Linked DNA regions of Mus musculus: all the other regions are linked to region 1. The links are chromatin loops, found by intact Hi-C in ENCODE. Cell type or tissue: left cerebral cortex. All regions are shown on one strand. Region 1 holds the start of Zbtb18 (zinc finger and BTB domain containing 18). Region 2 overlaps Akt3 (thymoma viral proto-oncogene 3). Region 3 overlaps Akt3 (thymoma viral proto-oncogene 3). Region 4 overlaps Gm30013 (a long non-coding RNA gene). Region 5 holds the start of Gm36904 (a long non-coding RNA gene). Region 6 overlaps Sdccag8 (serologically defined colon cancer antigen 8).

The links. Peaks named below come from ENCODE experiments on the same cell type or tissue, not always from the same donor. Only the 100,000 strongest peaks of a DNase experiment are listed, where the experiment ranks them.
Region 2: a loop joins it to region 1, with 3 times the contacts of the local background. A loop is called at or near these places in 7 of 42 quality-filtered maps.
Region 3: a loop joins it to region 1, with 2.3 times the contacts of the local background. A loop is called at or near these places in 2 of 42 quality-filtered maps.
Region 4: it touches region 1 in a loop (6-fold over the local background); 4 of 42 quality-filtered maps call a loop at or near these places.
Region 5: it touches region 1 in a loop (5-fold over the local background); 14 of 42 quality-filtered maps call a loop at or near these places.
Region 6: a loop joins it to region 1, with 4 times the contacts of the local background. A loop is called at or near these places in 6 of 42 quality-filtered maps.

The regions. Positions count from the first base shown.
Region 1 is chr1:177,439,130-177,443,129 of GRCm38, reverse strand. Zbtb18 (zinc finger and BTB domain containing 18) reads right to left here and starts at 779. Exons shown (of 2, transcript NM_001355099.1): 1 at 535-779. In left cerebral cortex, CTCF peaks have their summits at 1,241 and 1,548; DNase peaks (open chromatin) are centred at 1,061 and 2,001; H3K4me3 peaks cover 1,636 bases; H3K27ac peaks cover 1,173 bases.
Region 2 is chr1:177,193,857-177,197,856 of GRCm38, reverse strand. The region is part of intron 1 of Akt3 (thymoma viral proto-oncogene 3); the gene reads left to right. Among named protein-coding and RNA genes, the nearest start is that of Akt3, 53 kb to the left of the region's middle. In left cerebral cortex, a CTCF peak has its summit at 2,438 (motif pointing left); DNase peaks (open chromatin) are centred at 2,432 and 3,485; H3K27ac peaks cover 307 bases.
Region 3 is chr1:177,049,151-177,053,150 of GRCm38, reverse strand. It overlaps Akt3 (thymoma viral proto-oncogene 3), which reads left to right. Exons shown (of 13, transcript NM_011785.4): 10 at 2,899-3,113. Among named protein-coding and RNA genes, the nearest start is that of Gm15423, 110 kb to the right of the region's middle. In left cerebral cortex, no CTCF peak of the experiment used is centred here; a DNase peak (open chromatin) is centred at 1,546; H3K27ac peaks cover 2,145 bases.
Region 4 is chr1:177,570,119-177,574,118 of GRCm38, reverse strand. All of the region lies in intron 2 of Gm30013 (a long non-coding RNA gene), which reads right to left. Among named protein-coding and RNA genes, the nearest start is that of Gm51282, 7.4 kb to the left of the region's middle. In left cerebral cortex, no CTCF peak of the experiment used is centred here; DNase peaks (open chromatin) are centred at 186, 573 and 2,114; H3K27ac peaks cover 2,108 bases.
Region 5 is chr1:177,255,724-177,259,723 of GRCm38, reverse strand. Gm36904 (a long non-coding RNA gene) reads right to left here and starts at 2,043. Exons shown (of 8, transcript XR_001779550.1): 1 at 1,918-2,043. It also overlaps a transcript of Akt3 not described here. In left cerebral cortex, a CTCF peak has its summit at 2,348; DNase peaks (open chromatin) are centred at 217, 1,077, 1,926 and 2,404; H3K4me3 peaks cover 3,249 bases; H3K27ac peaks cover 2,196 bases.
Region 6 is chr1:176,875,762-176,879,761 of GRCm38, reverse strand. It overlaps Sdccag8 (serologically defined colon cancer antigen 8), which reads right to left. Exons shown (of 18, transcript NM_029756.3): 12 at 1,656-1,772. Among named protein-coding and RNA genes, the nearest start is that of Sdccag8, 63 kb to the right of the region's middle. In left cerebral cortex, CTCF peaks have their summits at 611 (motif pointing left) and 1,853 (motif pointing left); DNase peaks (open chromatin) are centred at 574 and 1,832; H3K27ac peaks cover 445 bases.

The DNA of each region.
Region 1 (4,000 bases):
CCCGCAGTTCGCGGTGCATAAAGCACTTCAGGGAAAGAGGAAGGGTGAAACCACGGGGAAGAAGGTGCAGGGCAGAGAGCCGGTGCAGCAGGAAAGCACCTTCCACAACGGCCGAGAAAACAGACCCCGGTCGCGGCAACAACAAAAGAAAAGTCGCAAGAAGCGGCGCGGCGACCGCTCCCCCGTCGCCGCCGCCGCGCGCCAGCCCCCGGGGCCTCCCGGCAACCGCAACCCGGGCGCCGCGCCCTCCCCCTCCCCCGGCCCTGCAGCTGCACCGGCCCCGGAGCCGCGGCCGTCCCGGGCGCTGCAGCTGCGGCGGCCCGGCCCCCTCCCCCGCCCGCCCGCCCGCCCTCCGCACCGGGAGGCGCCGCCGCAGCTGCACCGAGTCCGCCCCGCGCCGCAGCTGCACCGGCCGGGGAGCGCGGCCAGGCGAGGCGAGGCGAGCCCGCACCGCCTGCCCTCCGCCACACTAACTAACTCCGCCCGGCGGGAGCCCACGGTCGGCAGCGGGGCAGGGCGGGCGCGGGGACTCACACGGAGCGGCCCGAGTCGCCGCGTCCCCGCCGCGTCCTCCTCCTCCTCCTCCTCTGCCGCCGCCGCCGCCGCTGGACTTGTGGGCGTCCTCCGCCGGCCCCCGCCCGCCCGCCGGCCCCGGCCCGGGCCCCGCGCGCCCCCGCCGCCCCCCGCCCGCGCTGGCAGCCTGAGGCGCGCGGCCGAGCCACAGGGCCCCACTCTTTCAACGGCTCCCCATGGCAGCAGCCCAGCGGCGGCCGCAGCCTGCCAGACGCACGGGCGGGAGCGGGCGGGCGGGCGGGCGAGCGCGGCGCCGGGCCGGGGGGCGGGGCGGGCGGGGCGCGGGCGGGGGGCGGACGACGCACACGCACGCACGCGGCGGCGCGGCCCAGATGTGGCCCCGCCCGACCGGGCCGCCCCTTGCCGGCCGCTCAGCGATTGAGCGAAAGCGGCGGGCCCCGGTCTCTGGCCCGCCCCCGGCCTCGGTGGCGCCCAGTAGAAGCGCGGTGTTCCGGGAGGGCGGAGAAGCGGCGGGACTGACGGGGCAGCTCGACCAATAGGAGTGGCGGTCAGGAGCTGCCGCTTGCGCGCGCCAATCGCAGACGGCGACTGTTGGGTGGGCGTGGTCTTCTCGGGGAGGGGCGGAGCTCGCGGACCGCGGCGGCGGCGGCGGCGGCAGTAGCGGCGGCAGTGGCTCCCCTCTGGGTGACTTGGCCGTGAGAAAGTGAAAGGAGCCCGCAGGCGGCGGCGACAGCTGCGCGGGGAGGGGCCTGCTTCCCGGCTGGAGACAAGCGCGCTCTGGGGGTGTGGAGCGAGCGAGTCCGCGTGCACCGCGACGGCCATAAGTATACTTTTTCTCGGGGCAGGTGTCCCGGGGAGGCCGAGCGCGCGGGGCCGCAGCTGGCCAGGGCCAGCCTGGGGCCGCTGGGTCTGGCCCTCCTGCGGTGCTCGCCCAGGCCCCGTTCTCCTCAGGGACGCGCCGCCTCCGGCCTGCCGAGTCGGTCGCCAGGTGCATGCGAGCTACAAGCTCCTAGCGGCTGTGAGAGGCGCCTTTCCCCGGCGTCCTCTGTTCAAGTTGCAGCTGCGTTTCTTTTCACGATCCCCGCGTCCCGTCTGTACTCTCCGTGACAAGCAAAGACACTGCCCCGAGACCAGTCTTAGACCTTTCCAGTGAGATTGATACTTGTAGACGCTTTAGTCTGTTCCTTAATTGGTGCGTAAGGAGCCACGGCTTTGTAAGGAAGGGAGAGACCTTATTTTGTGTTGCACCTCTCTCCCTTCAGATAAACTTCTTCCTTACCTGTTCTTTGTGCCTAACCAGCAAAGAGGAAATGTAGAAAATTTCTGCCCTCAAGATAATGGAAGGCAAGAATAACACACAAGTAAAAAGTTGAGTAACAAGCAGGGGAGAGAATGATTCAAGACAATAAGAAAAGTGCATAGCGAGGAAGTCAACACACTAGTAATTGTCTAAATGAAATGTGTTTACTGTTTGCTATGTGAACGCTGACTGGCAAGCCTGGTTGCTAACCAACTCACCAGGAAACCTTGCAGCTGAGCAAAATCTGCTTTCTCTTTCTTCCAGGACAAACTAGTAAAGAAGTTGAAAGTAATTGTGTGGGCAAATCAGACATATTGAATTGCTAATGAACACACATACTACGCCAAGTTCCCAAAACTTTGATATTCTGTTGGAAACAGTAATGGTTTCTACTCTTTCCTCAAATCTCTTAAATCCTCATGATGGATGGGGGCGGGGGGGGGGGGGGAGGGCGGGGGGGGGAGGGCGGGCCTCAGGGGCATCCTCAGATTCAACCCGAATTTCTTACCCCCCCCCCCCCCGTGCTTCCCAGAAGAAAGACCCACTCTCAATTTGTTTAGACATTTTGGGAGTTTACAGGTGGTGTTTGTTGTAGTTTGATTTGGCTGTTTGAGACAGGGTCTCTGCATTAGATGGTCCTTACTGTTCTGGAACTCACATGTAGACTAAGCTGGCCTTGAACTCACACAGATCTGCCAGCCTCTGCCTCCCAAGGGCTGGGATTAAAGGCTTGAGCCACCTCATGTGCCTACCAGTATTCTAGATGAATGAAATACTTAAAAAAAAAAAAAAAAGAAAGAAAAAGAAAGAAACATAAAAAGAAATCTATATGTTTCATGGAGAATTCAAGAGGATAAAAGGAAAAAGATGTTTATATTTATAAAGCCATGTTTCACCAATTAAAAGCTAACAATAAGGGGTTAACAAACCTCTTGATAAATAGATATAAAGTACCTGCTAATGTCAGGATATCAAATCATAAATTTGTAAGAAAACTGGGATTCAGATTATCCATCAAAACTTAGACTCAGTTTTATGGCATCCAGAACGAAATCACAGCTCTAACAACGGTTTTACACAGTGTACCTGCTAGCAGAGCTAACAGTCCCAGAGACAGACAGAAGACACTGGTGGGTCGAAAGTCATAAATATGGCTTGCTCTATTTTGGGGCTGTTTTCCCTGTGAGCCATAACTAGTATCCATTTTGAGAACAGAAAAGTATGTCCAGGATATACAGATTAAATGAATATTTAAGGAAGCCAGTCTGTCACCTCTCACTGCTATGAGAGTTATATCCAAGGTCCCTGGTGCAATTGTATTTTCTCTCCTCCCTCCCCCACCCCAACTTCATTTAAACTCTACCTTTGGTTCCAGTTGGAAAATCAACATACAAACACAAACAATAAAGTATGATTGGTATCAGAGGTGCTGTATACAGAAGGGCTACTATTTCTATTCTCCATCCACTGGATCCAAGGAAGATAGAAGTCAGAGTGCAAATAACTCCCCTTGAGTATGTCTCTGGCCAGAGGTCTGCCCACTCCTATACAGCAGTTTAAACAAGGAGACTTGACAGAGTTCATTGTTGCTTTAAAGCTAATGAACTACTCTCAATGCCCACCTCACACACAATGAAAACAAATTCGGGGAAAACAAAAATCCCACCAATACTAACCTATTGGAGAAACTACTCCGTTGCTTTCTCTTTGAAAGAATGCCATTGCTGCACGGTTCTAATCCACACAAGCTTTCCTGGGAGCCCTGAAATCTAAAAATAAAGTGATACAAGAGATTTCTTGCTAAAGAAAAAGTCTTCCATTTTCATTACATAAAGAGTCAAAAGTGACAGTTTTAACAGAGTCAATGTTGATTTGATGAGTAGCTCCATAAACCCAGTGACTGGTGAATCGCAAGTCAGAGCACTGAAAAACCATTGCTGATTCTATTACAGGTAACGGAATCATGGTGAAAGTACATTTTAAATATTGTGTTTATAAAGGCAACAATGCCATGTATAGTTGGAACATTTACTAAAAAAGTAGAATTAGAAGCAAACAATAACCCAAAGTGTGAGATTTGTAACGACTATTATAGGTATCAAGGTGTGACTAGAATTTAATCTGATTAATAACTTTAAGGTAAGAGCTTCCTATACCGCCTAGGCT
Region 2 (4,000 bases), 250 kb after region 1:
TTCAGTTACAGTAAAGCATCAGCAGTAGTCACTTAGTGATACAATTTGTAAAGTTCAGATCATCAATTAATATCTGAGAACTCAGTTTTAAATATAGCAGAATTCTCTGATGTAATAGATTATCAGTTCAAAAATTAACTTTGGAGACTTATTCTGGAGCTGAAGACTTTAAATAATTTTAAAATGATAAGATTGATAATGATAAGAATCTTCTGAGACAAAAATCTTGAACAGGCTTGTTTATTTTGCAGAACTTAACAAGTATTTAAATAGAGCAAAATAGAACTATAGAGCTACAGTAGCTTTCATTATCAAGCTATAAGTTGGATCATTTTTTTCCCTTAAAGTATGGCATTTTTTCCTTTTGCATGGCTAACAGGTGGCATTAAATGAAGAATGGGAGATGACTTTTATTCATTAACATAGTTTAATTTTGAGTTAGTTTTGAAATTTATAAGTCTTGAATGAACTTATGCCTGAAAAATAAGGATTTGAAAAATAAAAAGGGTTTGAGATCAAGTGTGCTTGACTGCCTTACTAATAGGTGGAGAAGTCCATTTTCTTCCCATGGAGCTTTATACATCCTGTCACATAGAAACAGTTTGTCACATGTGTTTGTAGCCAGTTTTAGACAGATCATTGATTATATATCATTCAGGCATAAAAGATAATTCTGACATCCTTCTTTGTTCCTTAAATACCTTGCCTCTATAAAATGGCATATATATTAGCTTGATCAGATCATTATAAACAAGTGCCAAGGAGGCAATTAAAATTTAGTAAACTCACTGTCTATGATTTCATTTTAATATTTGTGGTTGACATGAAAAGTTTTAAGAACAGATGATCCACAGTCTAGTTTGAGAATAAATGATTATTTTTCCCTCTAGGAATGAAAGATTGATTTGAATAAACATATTGTAGGTTTATCCATTTCACATGATTCAAATGCATGCCAGAATATCTCAAAATTCAGATTTGTTATGAAGATACTAAATATTCTTTAGAAATATAGGAGTAAAATATAGGAGTGACTAATTGATTTTATTCATTTCTAGTTGCCAGGTAATCTGAGATAAAATGTTTGATTTTATAAAAATTTCTTAGGGTTGTAATTTTTTCTTTTTCTCTTCCTTCTTTTGAGAGAGGGTGTTACTGTGCAGCCCTGGCTGACTTGGAACTTGCTTTGTAGACCACATTGGTCTTGTATTCATAGAGATAAACATGTCTGCCTCCTAAGCGCTGACATTAAAGACATGCATCACCACATCCGTCTGTAGACCTAGTTTCTTAAGGAACAGTTTTGAGATTTGTATTAAAGTCAGTAGTTGAGTCAACAAGAGAGACTCCAGGATAAAGAAATTAAAATTCTCCTAACTTTTGCTTTAACAAAAGAATACTTACTAGTTTCTTAAAATGCTTTCATAATGTATTCTTTTAAGGATTTTAATATTGTTTTCCAAAGTAGATGAAATATCTTTAAGCTAACTGATACCTCTTCCTAGGTAGCATTTAGTTTTTAATTGTGTATCAGGCAGAGCTGTATGCTTAGCATGAAAAATTGTATTTAAGTGGTTACGTTGAATCAGAGTATTTTTCCTTTGGTTGTCCTATATTTTATAGGTTCATCCAAATGTGGTGTTTATGTCAGAAGTTCACTTTTAGGGCAGAATGGTGGTATGTACATGTACTGTTTGTTGTTGTTATTCATTCATTCATTCATTCATTCATTCATGTCTTAGATTTACATGAAAAGTTATTTATTTAGCTTGAATATTTGAAGTTTCTTTTTTCAAGTAGAGAGTTCTATGACAGTCTTTACTTTGTTAATCCCACACAAGCTGTCATTCCTTTACCTTTGTGTTTGCACTGCATGACTAAGATGCATGTTAGCGTGTCCTGTATTTGGGAGATAATATCCTATTCCTTAGCTTCTTTAAGATGTTCTTTGTTTTTTTTTAAACTTGAAGTGTGTTTGTGTTTCTTTTCCTTTTTCCTCTCTTTCCCTTTTCATTTCATTTAGGTTTCGTGTTTGTTAGTGATATTTATACATGTCTTTCATTGATCCAGGAAATTCTTTGCTACTAACACTTCTGATGTATTCTTTCTGATATTGTATAACGAGGCAATTAAAAACTTGGGAAAAAATCTTTTGTGTATATACTTTACAATTTATGACTTAATGTTGTTGTTGATGATATTTTTATGCTTCTTTAGTTTTTCTCTTTTTTCTGGTTGTTTGATGTGGTACTAGAGTTCTCTGTCAATTCTTTACATGTGTTTTTGAGTTCTCAATTGTTGTTGTCTTTCATATTGCTTACTTATTTGATTTGTGTGTTTTGGGGGACACAGTTTACATGAGCAATTCAGAGGACAAATTTTGGTTAGTAAGAGGATCTGTTCTCTCCTGCCACCTTGTGGGTCCTAAGGATCAGACTCAGGTTTTCAGCCCTGTTCCAAAGTGCCTGTACCTGCTGAGCTGTGTTGTCAGACCTCATGTTATTTACAGTTTTCTCTTTTACTGATGAAAACTCCAAGTTAGATCTTTAGCTTCATTAACATAAGATAAGCACACTCATGTTTAGCTTATACTCTGTCTGATGACTGTGACCCTCTGAAATCTTTGAAAGTGCACTGTTTTCATGGTTTGTTATTTCTGTTTCTCATCTTGCTTCTGGGGTCCTGGCTCCTAAGGTACCAGTTTTAAATGCTGCTGATTCTTGTTACTCATTTATCAGTGTTGTAAAAACTCCACATGCATGCTGAAGCATTGCTTCTAGAAGGAATTTCAGGGGACAGGTTCCTTCAGATTTCTTTTTATGTTTTTGTCAGTTGATCATATATAACATTACTACCTGTTTGTTTCCTTTTAAAGACTCCTTATTTAGTAAGTATTATTTTCATGACATTGAATTTATAGCCACCAATACTTTAAAGTCATGACTGAATGAAGCTTTTTTTAAACATGTATTTTATAACAGCTTTCTTGCACAGAGAAACATTTTTATTACTTAAACTTGTATTTGTGGGGACTCTTTTAGACAATTAAGTCACTGAGAGAAAGCAAAACTGTGAAGAGTGTGGCACTAACCATACTTCACAACAGCATTGGTTATAGTAAATAAATGAAAGCAAGCCTGAGTGATACCTTATCCATCCACATCTGGGAATACAGGGGTTATTATGCTTTCAGAGTATTTGCTTTTTTACATGTAAAAGATGACTCTTAGAACAGCTAGAATGTTACTGAATTTTGGATTATAAAACGTTTTAATGTGTTGATGACTTTGCAAATGCAGAATCCTGGAAAGAAGACTGGCTCTGTGTGCTAGGCATGGTAATAGAAAACCATATGTAGATTTATATGCTTTGAGTTAGGTTACCTCCCCCTTCTCTCCACACTTGGAAAGAAGCTTGATTTTATATCTTTATTATAACTTGAAGGCATTAAAATTCTGGAAACAGAAGCTGAGGGGGTTGGGTAGATTGGGCAGGCATGAGGACTTGAGTTCTATTCTCAAAACTCACATAAAATGCTGTGTGTGATGGTGTTCCCTTGCAATCCAAATGCTGGGTTAGCACACATGGGAATATCTCTGGATCTTGCTTTATTTATGAGCTTCAGGCCAACGAGAGTCCCTTTCTCTCATTGTGTAGGTGGATAGTGTTCCTTAGAATGATTTTCAGGGGTGTTCTCTAACCCTCATATCACATTTGCACATTGACACAGAAACACACACAAACACACACACACACACACACACACACACACACACACAATCCTAGAAGTACTAAAATCCAAGCTCAAGGGTTGATGTCTTTGCTAACTTAAATGATGTGAAATTTATGCTACAAAATCTTGTTTATTTTTTGTTTATTTTTAGCGCCAATAAAATACATTTGTAATACTTGTGTGGGAGTTGGTTTGTCAGAATCATCTTACCTAGCATTTTAAGTTGCTCTTAGTGGACTGTGCCTCTGAACAGCCTACTGAAATACT
Region 3 (4,000 bases), 390 kb after region 1:
TAGTAAATTGGTTCATCCAAGTTCACAGTTTACTTTCACAACATAGGTGTGTAGACAGTTTGTTTAGATGTTTGATTTTTCTCCCATCTGTTCTGTCAGGATTATTGATTGAGCAGCAGCCACTGCAGGGCATGCCTTGCTTTCTTATAGCTGCTAGCCTTGGGTGCAAACTGATAAAGGTATGCTTTCACTCTTCCAAGTCCTTCTTGGTAAAGTAAGACTGGAGTGAAATGCCTTTGAAAATTTCTATTATATTAATATGGAAACACTTAATAGATGTTGTCATTCAGAATTACCAGTTACTTAATGTCATCTTTCAAAATTAGTAATTAAGAGCATATTTGTAGATTAAAAATTGGGATTGATGTTGTTGTTTGCTTGTTTGTTTACTTACCAGGCTTTTAAAAATGAGTGCAAGTATTTTCATCAGATGTTACCGAATGTTTGATGTTAATTTACCTGTTTGAATATTAGGGGTTTTTTTGTTTTTGCTTTTGTTTTTGTTTTCTAATGTCTGCGTGTTCTTTCCTGAAGTTTGAGCTGTTTGAGTTGTACTTGATGTGGTCTTTCCCCACTTAGTGGACTGCTTTCGTCCCTTGTATCTGGGAATTTTGTGGAGTGGATAGGCTATCGAACTTTACTAAGGTGAGGATGTAAGTCAGCACTAGATGTCTTCATTCCTGCTTGTGTTTGGAATTTTGGGTAAAGGTCTATATTGCTTTAAGGTAAAAGACACTTAGGTCATTTTCAAGATTACTCTTTTACTGATTTCTTCTCTCAGAGTATGTTCTCATCTGCAGTTACAAACTAATAGTATGATAGATGAAGTTGAATGAGGTAGAATTAGGTTGCCCTATCAGTTTGCCTTTAGACCACTGTCTGTGATACCTTCTCACCTCCACAGTGATCATGAAATTGATGAGCTGGTTTGCTATGGAAAGCCTTCATTAGAAGAAATGGAGAGATTTTTTAACAATTAGGTTAAAAAGCACAAATTTTACTAGAATTTTAGAAAAAGAAGTACTTTGAGTAAGAAAGAAAATTTTTGTCCAAAAAATAATACAAAGGACTTATATTTTAGAATAATGAACTTGATTTTGAAAATTGAGACTGTTTCACAGAACTGCATTTTAAAATCATTCTATATAAGAGAGAAAATAGGTGAATAGTGAACGTGTTTGACATTGTGTGTCTGTGCATATAATGCAACGGTCATTTTTATTTCTACTTCTTGTACATCTCACCTCATAACTTATATAAAATGTTTGTAGTTGATAGAAAAGCCTCTTACGACTGGCTGTGCTTTTACATTCTCAGCAATGCAAAGTCTGCATGTTAGTAACAGAGTGCATTACGTCAGTATTGTTGACCACAAAGAAATACCGCAGACAGTCCAAGTTTCGTCCAAATGTATCTCTCTGTCAGTGACGGTCCACGCGTCAGACGCAAAACTGTCTGTATTGAGGATCAGTGTTTATTGTACAGAGCTAACAAAAATTATTTAGTTTTATCACATAGATTTTCTTACAGTCCAGTTCTGATTTGTAGTTGCCTTTTCTCTTCAGATGAAAACCTTCATTTTATGTACTCCTACCCGTCTGGCTGAAAACCAGGCATTTAAACAAAAATAAAGGATTGCCAGTTTTGCCAGCTGGGGATGAGAACCCGGCTGGTGAAATGTGGGTTCAGAAGGCAGTTAATCCAGCTTTTATGCTTTTTATGGTTTTATGAAAAAAAGAGGTTAAAAACCACATTTGGCTCCTTTTCATGTATGCCACTGTTTTGTTGGTGTTGTAGGAATGCAGTTAAAGATTAGTTAGAGTTTTGTTTTATTATTGGGTAAAATTCTGTATAGGTTAGGTAACTGTCCAGGAAACAATACACCTCACTAATGAGCTATTCAACAGTCAGTGTTACTTTAAAAGGTACAGGCTGTATTTCCTCTAAGAAATGAGAGGGTTCCTTACGCTTCCTGACCCTATTCCTTAGTTTTCTTCTCTTCTCTTTTCGTTTTTTCTTTTTTCTTTTTGTCCCCACTCATATTACTTACTCAGATACAAAAATATGTGAATGCTTTTTCTATTTAAAATTCTCCAAATGTTTCTCTTCCAGAGAATATTTTCTTTACTCACAGTAACTAGATTTGTGATCTTAGGTTACAGAGTATTTTCTTAGGTTCTTGGATGCAATAAAACAATGATTTGATTTGAGTTTTTGAAATTCTCTCCATAATCTTTAAATATTCATGCCTGTCATAGTATTTATAGGTAACTTTAATGTGACTGTCAGAAATATCTAAAAAAATCTACAAAATATTTGATTAATTCAAAATATGAATTTTAATTGATGAAATTCATATGCTAGAACAGGTTTCCTCAAAGCTGAGGAAAGGGTCAAATAAACTGAGGTTTAGTATCAACTCTAATGTAGTTATGTAATTAAAGTAGGATGAGGAATATTCCATCAAGCAAGAATCACATTTGCATTTGAGGGTGTGGTTTAGTGGCAAAACACGTGCATAAGGCCTTGGGTTCTAGTTGCAGCTCCATAGGTTGTCATTGGTGATAGTAAATTTACTTCTTTTGAATAATGCTTTAAAAGTTAATGTACATGGGTTGGACATGGCAGTCCAGAGGCATACAGACAGATCTCTATGAATTCAAAGCCAGGCTAGTCTACATAGCAAGTTCCAGGCCAGTCAAGAATATATAGTAAAGCTAGATGATGATGATAAGAATATATAGTAAAGCTATCTGATGATGACGATGACGACAAGGGGGAGGAGCGAGAGGAGGAGGAGGAAGAAGAAGAGCCAAGACTATAATAGTGAAGTTGCTGCTGCTGCTGCTGCTGTTGTGTTGTTGTAAAAATTTGTCATTTTTCTGGTTTTACTTCTAGGTATTAGAAGATAATGACTATGGCCGAGCCGTGGACTGGTGGGGCTTAGGTGTTGTCATGTATGAAATGATGTGTGGAAGGTTGCCTTTCTACAACCAGGATCATGAGAAACTCTTTGAATTAATACTAATGGAAGACATTAAATTCCCCCGAACACTCTCTTCAGATGCAAAATCATTGCTTTCAGGGCTCTTGATAAAGGATCCAAATAAACGGTAAGCTTCAATGATGGTCCATAAGTTACTGATGAATTGGTTAGAGTGATTTGTGAAATTAATTCAAATATGCCTGATTTCTGGAAGCATTGTATTTGGTATAAACATTTTTCCACTGAGAAACTTGTCTTATTTATGAATGCATAGTACAAAACAGTTTAAAAATTCATCAGCTCTTTTTTAACTTGAAAGTATTATACAAACTTACCATATTAGAGGGTTTTTTTAAATAGAAATTCTTTATTTGTACTATGAAAAAACAATTTTTTCATTATCTTAAATCTTGCTCCTTTGGGATAGGAAGTTCCCTTTTCTCCTTTGAGTCTCTAGGGCTTCCTATTCCTACTGACTCACATCAAAGAAAGAAAAGTCGTTTCCACTCTCCTCCTCCCACTAAACTGTTAACATTCCTATCTTTTGTTATTTAAAATTTAACCTAATACGGATAAAAAATTGATTTTAAAAGCAAGATAACCATAATTTTTTCTTAAAGAAAGCATTTACTGCCCAGTCACTCTATTTTGTTCAGTTTATCAATTCTTAATATACTCACAGGTTACATGTCAAATGTCTTCTGAATACAAAGTACCCCATAATGTCAGAGAGACATATTTTATATATTTTTTTCAATGAGGGGTGGAGGGAAGGATGGAGAAAGGGAGGGAGGGGGAAGGAGAGAAGAAGAGAGGAGAGGAGAGGAGAGGAGAGGAGAGGAGAGGAGAGGAGAGGAGAGGAGAGGGAAATTCTTTCACTCTTTCCCCCTAAGTATCAGAACTTTTTTGAAAGTTCATTAAAATCCAGGCATCTAGAGGATAGACAACTTCATATGTTTTTGATTGTCAAGAATACCTTACCTAATGTTTTGATACAGTGTATTGTGGTTCATG
Region 4 (4,000 bases), 130 kb before region 1:
TCCACATTATACTTTTTCGTAAACATCTTATCTCATCCAACCCAACATAGCTCCTAATTCTTTATATAACCATGAAACTCAACACTCCACCTTCGTTGGATGGGTCCTTCTCAAACTTGCTCTATATTACAACAACATTAATTGCTATTTTATGCTCATCCACAGACAGACATCTTCACAACTTCTTGGTAACTTACAAGTGCACTGGTTGACAGCATCCTCAATTAGCAGAGTCATTTCCATATCCTGGACATATACATTGATCAGAAAAGATGACAATTTATTTTTAGACAGACGCAGCCTGCATAATTTAAATATATTTCCCATTTGGCAAAAATGGTGTTGTAGCTAATGTATGTTCAATATTTCCAAAAACATTGGTACTTTCCCATAAATATCTTCCATATTTTTTTTCAGTGAGTAATAAAAAAGGTTGAGGTGGGATGTGTTTTAGCCCACCACATTATATCACTCCTATTTTTCCTCTTTGTTGGATGGCAATCAGGGGCCCCGATGCCAAGCTTTGGAAGCAACAGCATCTGGCTCCTTGGCAGAACCCGCAGGCAGACTTGTTGCCAGCCTCTAAGCTGTGTCTGGGTCTGTTGCAGGGTTTGGCTGCAGATGGGCGCTCTGGGTTGCCTCGTGCTTCTGGAAGCCAGTCCTGGCGTTCCTTTTATTCTGAGGACTTTACTCATTTTTATTCATTTGTGAAGAAGGGCCCATCCAAATGTTTTATGAAACCAACACAGGAGAACATTAATGGATCAAGTTTTGCCTTTGAAGAGGCAGAGGTCAGTGTGCGTTTAGGCAGGAGACACCACACGCTGAAGACAAGTCCACGCGTGGGCGAGCATCGTCCCTTGAGCTTCTTTCGATTCCACAGAGCTCTGAAGGAGGATGGATTTGTATTCCTGTCCCTCCCTCCTTCCCTCCCTCCCTCCCTCCCTCCCTCGATCCCTCCCTCCCTTAGGATGGGGCTGCGTGCTTACTGGAAAAACAGAACCGGGGAGCTCAGCCATCCTCAGATGGAGAAAGCCTCCTGTTTCTTTTGTGGTTTTAATGGAACCAGACCCCGAGGACACAAGGACCATGGCGGAGGTCCTCTGTGCTCTGCTCTCTTCTACTGTGTTATTGTTCACCTGAGTATGGAACTACACTATGACAAGAAAAAACGGTGCACATTAAGTCTTAATTTAGTCTGAGCTAAGCACATACATGGAAGATGGAGCACTCTACTAGCTTTTGCCAAGACTGTGGCCTCTAGGGCAAGAGTTTCCGGGTTTCTTAGAATTTTGAAATGCTCTCTCCAGCTTGATGGTGCAGTCCTGTGATACCAGGAATTGGGGAGCAGACGAATGTTAGGGAGTTCAAGGCCACCCCGGGCAACATAGCACACTAGATTCCATCTCATAAAAACAACAAAACCCAAAGACACCCAAATCATAGCACCCCACCAACAAAAGAAAGAAACACTCCTAGTACCATCCATGCTACTTATCACCCAGATCCACTAAAACCAAACCAAAATAAAACAAAAAAATCCAACAAACAACAACAGCAACAAAAACCTCCAAGTCTGCTTGAGGCAGAATTAAGAGCACTAGCTGCTCTTGCAGAGGACCTGGGGTCAATTCCCAGTGTGTACAAGGTGGCTCACAACCATCTGTAACTCCAGTCCCAGAGCATCTGATGCATTCTTTTGGCCTCTGTGAGCACATGGTACACAGATATGCATGCAAACAAATCACCATACCCATAAAATGAAGGAAAAAAAGCAACAAATCTCTGATTTGCACATACACAATACCACTATTTTAATTAACATATATTTTACTCTTGTTCTGAAGATGTAAACATTTTGTGGTGTCTCCTGAGTGTGTTCCTCTCATTGACTTTTTTATCGGTAGCTTATGATTGAATACCTGCTATTTTGTCAAACACCAAGTCCTGCTCTCGTGGTGTTTATTTTCTATTAGAGGAAGGATGCTATGAAATTGACTCCCGAGATCACTGTAGACGGAAAGAGTGCTATTAGGAAAATAAAACTGTAACATGCAGAACATTGTAGTGGAGGTGGAGAGCCATTCAAGACGGATTTGGGCCCACTTCTGGGCATCTATCCAAAGGAAATAAAATTACTATCTCAAAGAAAGCTGCAGAAGCTGAGGAGATGGCTTGGTTGAGAGCGCTGGCTAGTCTTGCAGAGGACTCAGTTCAGATCTCAGAAACTATACTGGAAGGCCTGTAACTCCAGTCATGGGGGATCTGACACTCTCTTCTGGACTCTTCTGGCACCTGCACATACATGTGCAAACACGCGCGCGCGCGCGCGCACACACACACACACACACACACACACACACACAGAGTAACGTGTAAGGTGACGTATATGTCAATCAGCTTGTTGATAGAATCTCTTAAGTGTATCCAAACATCATGGTAAACATCTTTAATATGTGAACTTTTTTTTGTTTTGTGTGACTGTGTGTGTGTCCATGCATGCATATGTATGATCATGTGTATGCATGCAGAGGCCAGAGAAGGGTATCAGGTGTCTTCCTCTGTCACTCTCTGCCTTACTCTCCTATACCAGAAGCTTGTTCATTTAGAAAGGTTGACTGGCCAGCAAGCTCCCAGCATCTACTGTCTCCATCCCCCAACACTAGGGTAATAGTCTGTATGTGACTATCCATGGCTTTTTTATGGGAGTGCTAGGGATTCAAACTTGGGTTCTTATGCTTGTGTACAGCAGAGATTGTTTAAGGAAGTGGAATTGGATCTAAGAGCACATCAGCAGACAGGAGTCAGCCAGTGCTCTTCAAGGGCAGTGGAACTGCAAGAGGAAAAAGCGAGGTACGGTATCAATGAAGAACGACCCTGGCACAGCTGAGGTCCAGAAGGGCAGGGCGTAATAATCCTGCTGGGTGTCAGACAGGGTCTTACTCACTGAGAGCAGGTTTGTGAGTCATGGAGCATATTCTAGCAGCAACGGGAAGCCATTGGTGCTTCTCAGTAGCAGAATGGCATGGTTAGTTCCTGAGTTTGAAAGGTCACTTTGGCTACAATGTAGAGGAAGAAAAGACACAGAGAAGTAGTGAAGTTACATACAATGATCCAAGTCCAAAAGATGCTATCCATTAATAATGTTTCTGCTGGGTAAAACACACACACACACACACACACACACACACACACACACACACACACACACACGCGCGCGCGCACATGCATGCACACGCGCACATGCATGCGCACGCACACACACACACACACACACGGATGCACATGCTTTTGGAATAATCTCTCGTACTTAATAGGTCAAACATGGGGTTTGAGGAGACATGCAACCTCCTTGCACCATGAAACCAAAGAGGAGAAAAGCATTATGTTTTCATTTGCCTTCAAGCAGGACAAGATTAAGTTAAGCCTAGGTATGGCAGTGTATTCCTATGATCCCAGTACTCTGAGAGGTAGAAACAGGAGGAGAAGGAGGAGGAGGAGGAGGAGGAGGAGGAGGAGGAAAGAGGAAGAAACAAGCAACCAAAAGGATATAGTCAGCAGGGTGTGATGGCACCCTGAATCTCAGGACTCAGGAGGCAGAGGCTGTGGGTCTCCGAGTTAGAGGCCAGCCTGGTCTACACAAAGAGCTCTAGACTACATAGGGAGAGCTTGTCTTAATATTTTAAATTTTTCATTCCAGCTAGGTGCTGGTGGCACACGTCTTTAATCCCAGTATTTGGGAGGCTGGGGCAGGTGGATCTCTGAGTTTGAGGCCAGCCTGGTCTACAGAGTGAGTTCCAGGACAGCCAGGGCTATACAGAGAAACCCTGCCTCAAAAACAAAACAAAACAAAACACATTCATTTATATATCAAAATTTATATGACAAGAAAATGAATCCACTAATCTGGGGTTGGGGGGCATTGAAAACACAGCCTGGCAGATTGCTCAGAAAACAGGAGCAATTCAGGCAGAGGTGGCTAGGCAGAGGTATCTGGAAT
Region 5 (4,000 bases), 180 kb after region 1:
TAAGATTTGGTAACATAAACTGTAGTTCTCTGGTGAGAGCTCTATAAACCTCTGACGTCTGTCAGCCCAGCCTTAGCCACTGGACCATTAGACCTCCATCATCACCAGTAATTTTCATCTCGATGGAGACCCAGCCAGCTCACTGGTAACTGTGCGGCACACACAGACAGGATACACTATCTCTTGTTCAAACAACAGATCGGGAGAAGAGACACACAACAGAAGAAATGCTACAGGAAGAAGCCCAAGGTACTAAGCAGGTTCTTGCAATGGGAGAAACTAACGGGTTCTTCCCAAAGGCTGGAGCCATTAGAATTAATACCGGTTTGCCAGGTGTTTCTAGAAGCGATGAAACAGTCTCAGAAAAAGTAAACTTTTATGACTTTCTGAGGTACGAGATGTGGCAAGATAAGGGTCATTTTCTAAAAACCAGTCTTTACTGTACTTACAACCATGAACTTCAAAAGCAACATCTTCTTAGTGCCCCCAAGTCCATGAAACCAACCTCCCTCACAAGGTGGTTCTGAGGGACTCGGGATGCCACTGCAACAACCTCAAGCCCACACATGGTGACATCTCCTGGGACTGCCAGATACCTGCCTCGCACTGCCCCCGGGCCCGCCTCGCCCAGGTGAATGTGAGAAGGAGTTTCCTTGCTCTGAGCCCGCACGCCCGCGGCGTCAGGGGCGGTGCGGTGGGTGTGCTGGGGGGAAAGCTGGGCCCCGCCTCGGGTGCCTCGTCCAGGGCCACGCGGCCCGGGGAAGCCCAGAACTTCCCGGCGGGAACGCTGGCCCCGCGGCGCGGACTGCTGGGGAAGGTGTTCTCGCGAGAGGAAGGCGAGGGGCGCGGGTCGCCGCGGGTCTGAGGGGCGCGGGGCAGCCTGGGGGCGAGCGCCCGGCTGGGGCGCGGAGCTGAGGCGGTGAGCTGGACCGGGGCGCGGGGAAGCCGCTCCCGCCAGTCGCGGAGAGCCAGCCCCTGACGTCAGGAGTTTTCCTCAAAGTCAACAACAAGCCCCGCGGCGGCGGCGGCAAGAAGCTTCGGCGGCGGCCCCCGGAGGGAGGAAAGAGGGGGCGGGGAGGCGGCTGCTGGGTCCCTGAGGCGAGGCGAGGCCGCAGTCCGGGGCTCTGCGCGCTCGGCCCAGAGCCTCCGCCCCGTGGCCCAGCGGCTCTCCACGGCCCCCCGCCCGAGCCGTGTTTTCTAGTGATGAATCGAATTTGTAGCCGACATCCGATTCCCAAGTAGAGTCTCCGCCTCCTCCTCCTCCTCCTCCCCGTACCGCCGCCCGCCCTCCTCCTCCTCCCTCCTCCCGCCGCTGCCGCCGCCGCCGCCCGCTCCAGCGCCGCCGCCCGCCCGCCCGGCCGGCTCCCTCCCTCCCTCCCCTGCAGCCCTTCGTCTCCCCTCCCGCCGGCGACACCGGGCTCCAGGGGGCCAGAGGCTCAGCGGGGTGGGGGGGAGGACAGGAGGGGAGGAGGAGGGAGGGGGACCCCCGAGTCGCCCCCTCTCCTCCCCCCGTCCCCCCCTGCTCCATCCTCCGCCACCGCCCGAGCAGCTGCGGGGCCGCCGCCGCCGCCTTTGCAGGTAACAGCCACCGCCCCCAGCTCTCGCCCCCCTCCCCGCCTCGCCCGCACTCCCCGAGGGCCCCGCGGCTCCCTCCCTGCCTCCCCCGGGCGGGGGCGGCGGCGGCGCGGGTGGGTGAGGCGGGGGCGTCTGGGTGTCACCGCGGCCGCCGGGGGCGTGGGCGGGGGGCCGGGGTTCCCCTCCCCGTTCCTCCTGAAGCTTTGGGGCCGTAGGTGTGGAGGCGGAGGCCGGGGGATGCCCCGCGTGGGTGACACGGACATCCCCCTAGCTTTTGGGGGTGGGGGAGCGGCGGCGGTGCGCGGGCGGCCAGGGAGGGGGGTGTTCCTGGCCTAGCGGTACCGTGAGCTGCGCGTCTGGGTTGCCCGGCCCGGCGCCTTTAGGGCTCTTGTTTAGCTCGAGCCGGGTCCCTTCGCCCCGACTCGGTCGGCCGCGCGGCCCGGGGAGGGGGCGGCGGGCCGGGGCGAGGGGCGGGGGGCGGCGGCGAGGTTATGTAACGCGAGCGAGCGGCCGGTGGCGAGTCGGTGTTTGGGTTGGGGGGAGGGGCCGTCTGCGCATGTGGCGGGAGTGCGGGCGAGGATGCACCGGCGTCCCCGGGGTCTCCTTCCTTAGCCAGCTACCTACCCCACCCCACCCCACCGCACCCCGCCGGCGCCCGGGAGAGGACGGTGCTGATGGGGTGCGGGTGTGCGTGTGCGAGGTGGGTAACGTGCAAGTCTGTGTTTTTAATAGTAGTGGGGTTTTGATCCGCTAGGGAGTTGTGTGCTAAGAATAGAAATGTGCGGAAGATGCTGGGTTTGGCTGATCTACTGATGCTGTCGCTGCTGGCGGCGGCGGCGACGGCGGGCGGCTCAGGCTGCAAGTAAACAAACCAGCTTCTTCCTAGTCCACCTCCTCCGCCTCCTGCGCATCGGTCTGCATCAGCCATGATGCTAGTGAGGCCCCTTGGAAGCCCGAAGTTGAAGCTTAAGCTGGTGGCATCCATAGTCCTGATGCTGAGGTGGGGTCGTCCCTTGTTTGAGATTTCCTGGGAATCTACACTTAGGTTAGAGATAACCGAATCTCTCCTTTGGGCCAGTTTTTGAACAGTAGTAGTGTTTACTGTTTATCTTTAGGAAGCAGAAAAAAAATGCTTACCCATAAGTCAAAGCTTGGATTCTCTCAAATGTCTTCATCAGAATAATGTTATGAAAATAAAATTCATTTCTCAAGTGTAATATATTTTGGTTCAAAGCATTGATGGATTGAAATTGATAAAGTTTACAGATAAAAATCCAGCAATAAAATCTCTGTATAGATTAAATTATGGTATTAATAGAATCAACACACTTTTAGCGTTCTGAAAAGGATGTAGAACAAGGACTTCATATGTAATAAAATAACAGTTGTCCCAAATCTTTAATTTAGACATGTCTTCTGTATTTGGTAAAGCAAAGTAATTTTTTGTTAGAACTATAAATTTCCATACAGTCACTGAATTTTATTTATGGTAGGACTCATTCATTATATTAAGTTATATTTGCATTTAGGAAAATGTTGGAAAAGCCAAGAGTGGAAGAGTCTAGTAAAGATGGTTTAGAGCTTGAAGATGAATCTGAATATTCCAGAAGATAGGATGTCTAAAACATGAATTCTTTTTTAAAAAGTATCTTTATAAATTGTTTTCTAGAAACACAATACCAGATACACAGTTAAATTCAAGATGCAGTTCAAGACTGAATTTTGTTCCTTTTGTCAATATAAAATTTTGATTCTGTTTGAAGATAACTTTTTAAAAGCCAGAGATGACCTCAATATCTATATCTTGAGGTTCAAATTTTAAAGTTAGGGAGAACATGTGCTATTTTAATGTTTGTACATTTGCAGTAGCATAGAGGTTATACCTAGTCTAAAGGAGTACTACAAAAAATGAAATTGTTATTCATAGTCATCTTGTCCCCTCTACTGTCTTCTGTAATGATGAGTGATTAATTTTCAACTTAAAATTATTTTTTTCTTTAATCTTGACATTGTTGTTTTGTATTCTATATGGAACAATACTTGAAAATTCTTTGGGCTTTCTATTTTTTGCAATTGTATTTATTATGGTTTTGGAGTAGAGGGTCTCCCTGTGTAATTTAGGCTGCTATGAAACTCACTCTGTAGCCTAGGTTGGCCTGCTAGGGATCCCAGCCTCCTGAATGCTGGGATCACAGGTGTGTGCCACCATTACAGGCTTGTTTGTGTGATTTTTCTTTTTCACCTAAAATATTTTAAATAAAGTTTCATTCACAAAATAAATATTAAGAGGAGGAGTGTGCTTTGGAGGAGTAAGGTTTTTTGACTTCATTCAGAGGATCACTGTCATTAAAGTTTGTACATTTAAAGATCACTGTACATTTAAAGTCTGTTGGTTAAACTTCTGCGACAAATGTTAGCATGGATT
Region 6 (4,000 bases), 560 kb after region 1:
GAGCACCTACAAACTCTCCTCACATTCTGTTCCAGGAAAAAACAGGAGCATGCAAACCTCTCCTCACCCTCACAGGTTTACTGCTACAAACTGGGTCCTCCCCGAGGGTACAGCTTCACCGCAACGGCACCACTAAAGATGACCAGAGAAACTTAGTATTTCAGTCCACCAGGGAGCACGGACGCTCTCCTTCAGTTTCAGCCTTTGTAGCATTATGGGCTGATTAAGAAGACAGCATGCTAAAGAAACAGACACTAGAAGGGATTTAATCTAGGTTATTCATTTCCTAAGACACTCACTCTTGTTACTGTAGGGTTTTGCTTTGTTTTTTGTATTGCTAAACATGATAATGTGATTTTAAATCATCCCCAAACTCTTTGCTTCTGTGTTCTATTAGTAGGAAATATTATACTTCTGTAGTTCAGTATAATAACTCAAAAGATATTTAATATTACAGAGTGTGCCAACCTGACTGCAAAACCCTGTAGGATATCAGAAGGAAGAGAGCACTCCACTTGCTTAGGAGTCCTAGGCTTTCAATCCTTGACTGAGGGAACTTTCCATTCTACTATCAGGGACGCCCCCAACTGGACAAAATAAAATCAGTACATGCTAATATGGAAAGATCTTCTAAGATGTAGAACTCATCATAAAGTTGCATCTACTCATATAAAAACTACTTTTGTTCTGGTTGTCTGGGTTTCGGCTGTGATTTGAAGTATTCTGCACAGGGCTTCATTAGCACTTCCATATTTAATACTTTCCCCATTGCATTTATGTCATTTGTCATCAACAGCTGACGGCTTGAAAGGGAAAATATGTTGAAAATATGATAGAAAGCCTTGCTTAGAAATATGTTGTAAAATTATCTGGAGTCACCTACTTCTGAACTGTACGGATATCTCTAAATTATTGATACTGATACCTCAGTCATATTATTTTAATAGAATACACAATCTGCTTTTCTTGGCTGTAAAGAATGCAAACCTTCAATGGCCTATAATGTAACATAAAAATAGAACATCAAAAGTCAATCTGCCAGAACGTTCTCTTTAAAAGCTTTCCCCAGAGTCAATTAAAATTGGAGTATCTATACAATCTCAACAGAGTTATAACATAAAACATCTGTTCAAACTGAAATTGAAGCGAGTAGCATTTTCCCTAACATTTCTAATTTCACTGTATTTAGGCTTCCTGAGCACACAGATTCATGGCTATCGTAGTTAAAACTGGTCCAACTCTGCCAACAATCAATTTGATTGACATATTTACATATCAACTCATCTCATCTTACAAATTTTAAAGTTTCTCATTTAAAATTGGATGCAAGTTGGCATCTTTCAAGAACTTTATGTGCGTATATTTTAGGTTCAAACTGTGCATTAGAACATTTTTTAAAACTTTTTCTAAGTAATAGATACATATCCAAATGTATATTTATGAACTGTCAAATTGGAATTTCATATGCAAGCAGTTGATTCTCACTACTTCATGTCAGGCGTCTATAAATGAAATTCTTTTAATAGTATGAACTGGGTCCTTACATTAGTTAGAAACATTATAAGAGAAATAGTGCCTTAGGGATAAAACCACAGCAACTTCAGAAAACATGTTACTAACAGCTCACAGCTGACTGTGCCAGCGTGCTTCCTTACCTGGACTTTCATTTCAAGATCCTTGTGAGACTTTGCTTTGTATTCTCTGTGTTCCTTTTCCACCTCATCCTTCTCCATTTTGGTTTTATTCAACTGAAAGCGCATTTCTCCACACACCTGTTAGATTGTAAAAACAGATCAGTAGCCTCTGGAATCAGCAGAGAAATATCTACAATTAGATCCTTTGGTGCCCCCTAGAGGACACACAGATAAAGTACACCAAAACTTTTCTAAGACTTGAATATGGTTTAAGATTTTGGAGGCAGTATAAGGAAGCATTGAGAAATGGCTAGCGATGTTTGCCACCAAGTTTGATTACCTGAGTTAATCTAAAGGTCATGCCTGGAATGAGGAAACTTATTCCTTCAAGTTGTCTTTTTAGTTGCATGAATGCCACAATGTACATTCATTACCCTCTCAAAATCAATCAAAATCTATAAAATAATGCAATGTATAACTAAGGAATAGAAGTTAATTTTCAGGATTATATTATATAAAACAGTTTCAAATGAATATTTTCAACGAAAGGCACTATCATCTGAAATCACGCAAGCTAAAATCAGTAATTAAAACAGTTAAAGTCTGTTATTATTCACACAGATGGTCATTCTCTCTATATTATAAAATATCTTTTAAAAAACTTCAGCTAAGATTTTAAGAAAATTTTTGTGAGGACAGTTTTTGCTAATAAACTATATTGTTGCTGTTCAGGTGTACAATACCAGCATTTATTATAAACCATACAGCCAGCATTAACCACACTGTTGTAGGTATGCAATGTGACCTAAATACCATAAAATAACTTCTGGTAAAAGTCATATGCTGGCTTTAAGCATGCTCTACAATTATAACTGTAGCAGTCTACATAAGAGGAAATATACATTAGAAGTGAAATAACTGTGATATTATTAAATAATATATATAACACCTTTAAAATGCTGCAAACTATTCTGTATGTAATTTACTTTTCTTTAGTCCAGGTCACTCACACGGAGAAACATATTTGAGAAATAGAATTATCAGGAAAATCTAAATAAAGAAACGATGAGCCTTTGCTATAACTGAGAACCTGTAGAAAGTTGAGTTACATCACAACGCTTTCTCTGACTTTCAGATCTGCCTTTTAATGGTTGCATGTTATCTAATGGTTATTCCTGCCTGAAACTTTTCAATTTGGCATTTCTTAAAAAATGAGTTTTAGAAGCTTTGAAAAGTTTTGTTGTTCTTGAGTATTAAACTATAGTAAAGTATGTAACCTACATGCCTCCCTTTGCTCAGATAAAAAGCTCTCTAGAAACAATAAAGGCAGCAGAGTTCCAAAGCTCTGACAAGACAGAAACACAGCCAACAATGCTGCTCCATGGGCATCAGAAATGCTCGCACCATACACAAGTCTATCTGTAATGCATGAGAGTTGATTCTTCCATTCAAAACACTATAAACTTAAAATGCTAAATAACCTGTTCCAAACTGTTTAGCTTCAATAGGTGGACAGATGAATTGGACAACCCTCAATTTATAACATCAGAAAAATAACAATTTCTCAATGATGAAAAACAGAGACTTTATCTAAATGTACTCCATGAGAAATGTCTGAGTCGAGTCCTCTAAAAATCACCTCATTCTTTAATTTTAACTCTCACTTTCTTAGTCCTTTCAGCTCATTGCTTACTGTATTCATCTACAACAAACCTCGAAAGTAAGTCTAGGCATTCTACTGAGGCGGAATTATCATCTGAGGACTGGAGGTTTTCTCAAAGTCACTTAGTCTAATGTGTCACTCTCTGAAGTCTGAGTCCTGTTGGGCAGCTGTGGAGACAAACTCATTTTTTCCATCACTACACTTCATTAAAAGGTGTCTCCTATAAGGAATCACAAACAAGTACCATGGCTTCCATCCCCAAACCTGTGTGTCCATTCTTCTACAGACCCATCTGCATCCCTGTCTCCAGACAAACAGACAGATGGAAGTAAATGGAGAATTAGAGAGAGAAGAGAAACAGCTCCTTTTGTAAATTGTATAAGTAGAAATTAATGTAAAGGCTAAAAAAATTATGATTAATTAATTTAAAACAACAATAGAATAAAATGTATTAAAATTTAAGGAGATATATTATTGTATTATAATATTACCTATAAATTTAGTGATAATGAATTGATTTCATTTATATATGATGTTTGGAAATATTTGCTTTCTTACTGGTCAAGGGACTTACTTGAAATCCAGACAAACTAGTATTTCTTAAAATAAATCAATTAAAACCACTATATGTTTTAGTTCTCACTTCACTGGTCAGAGAGGCCCAAGGCACGAATATATAACTTAATCAATAAAATAAGAATAT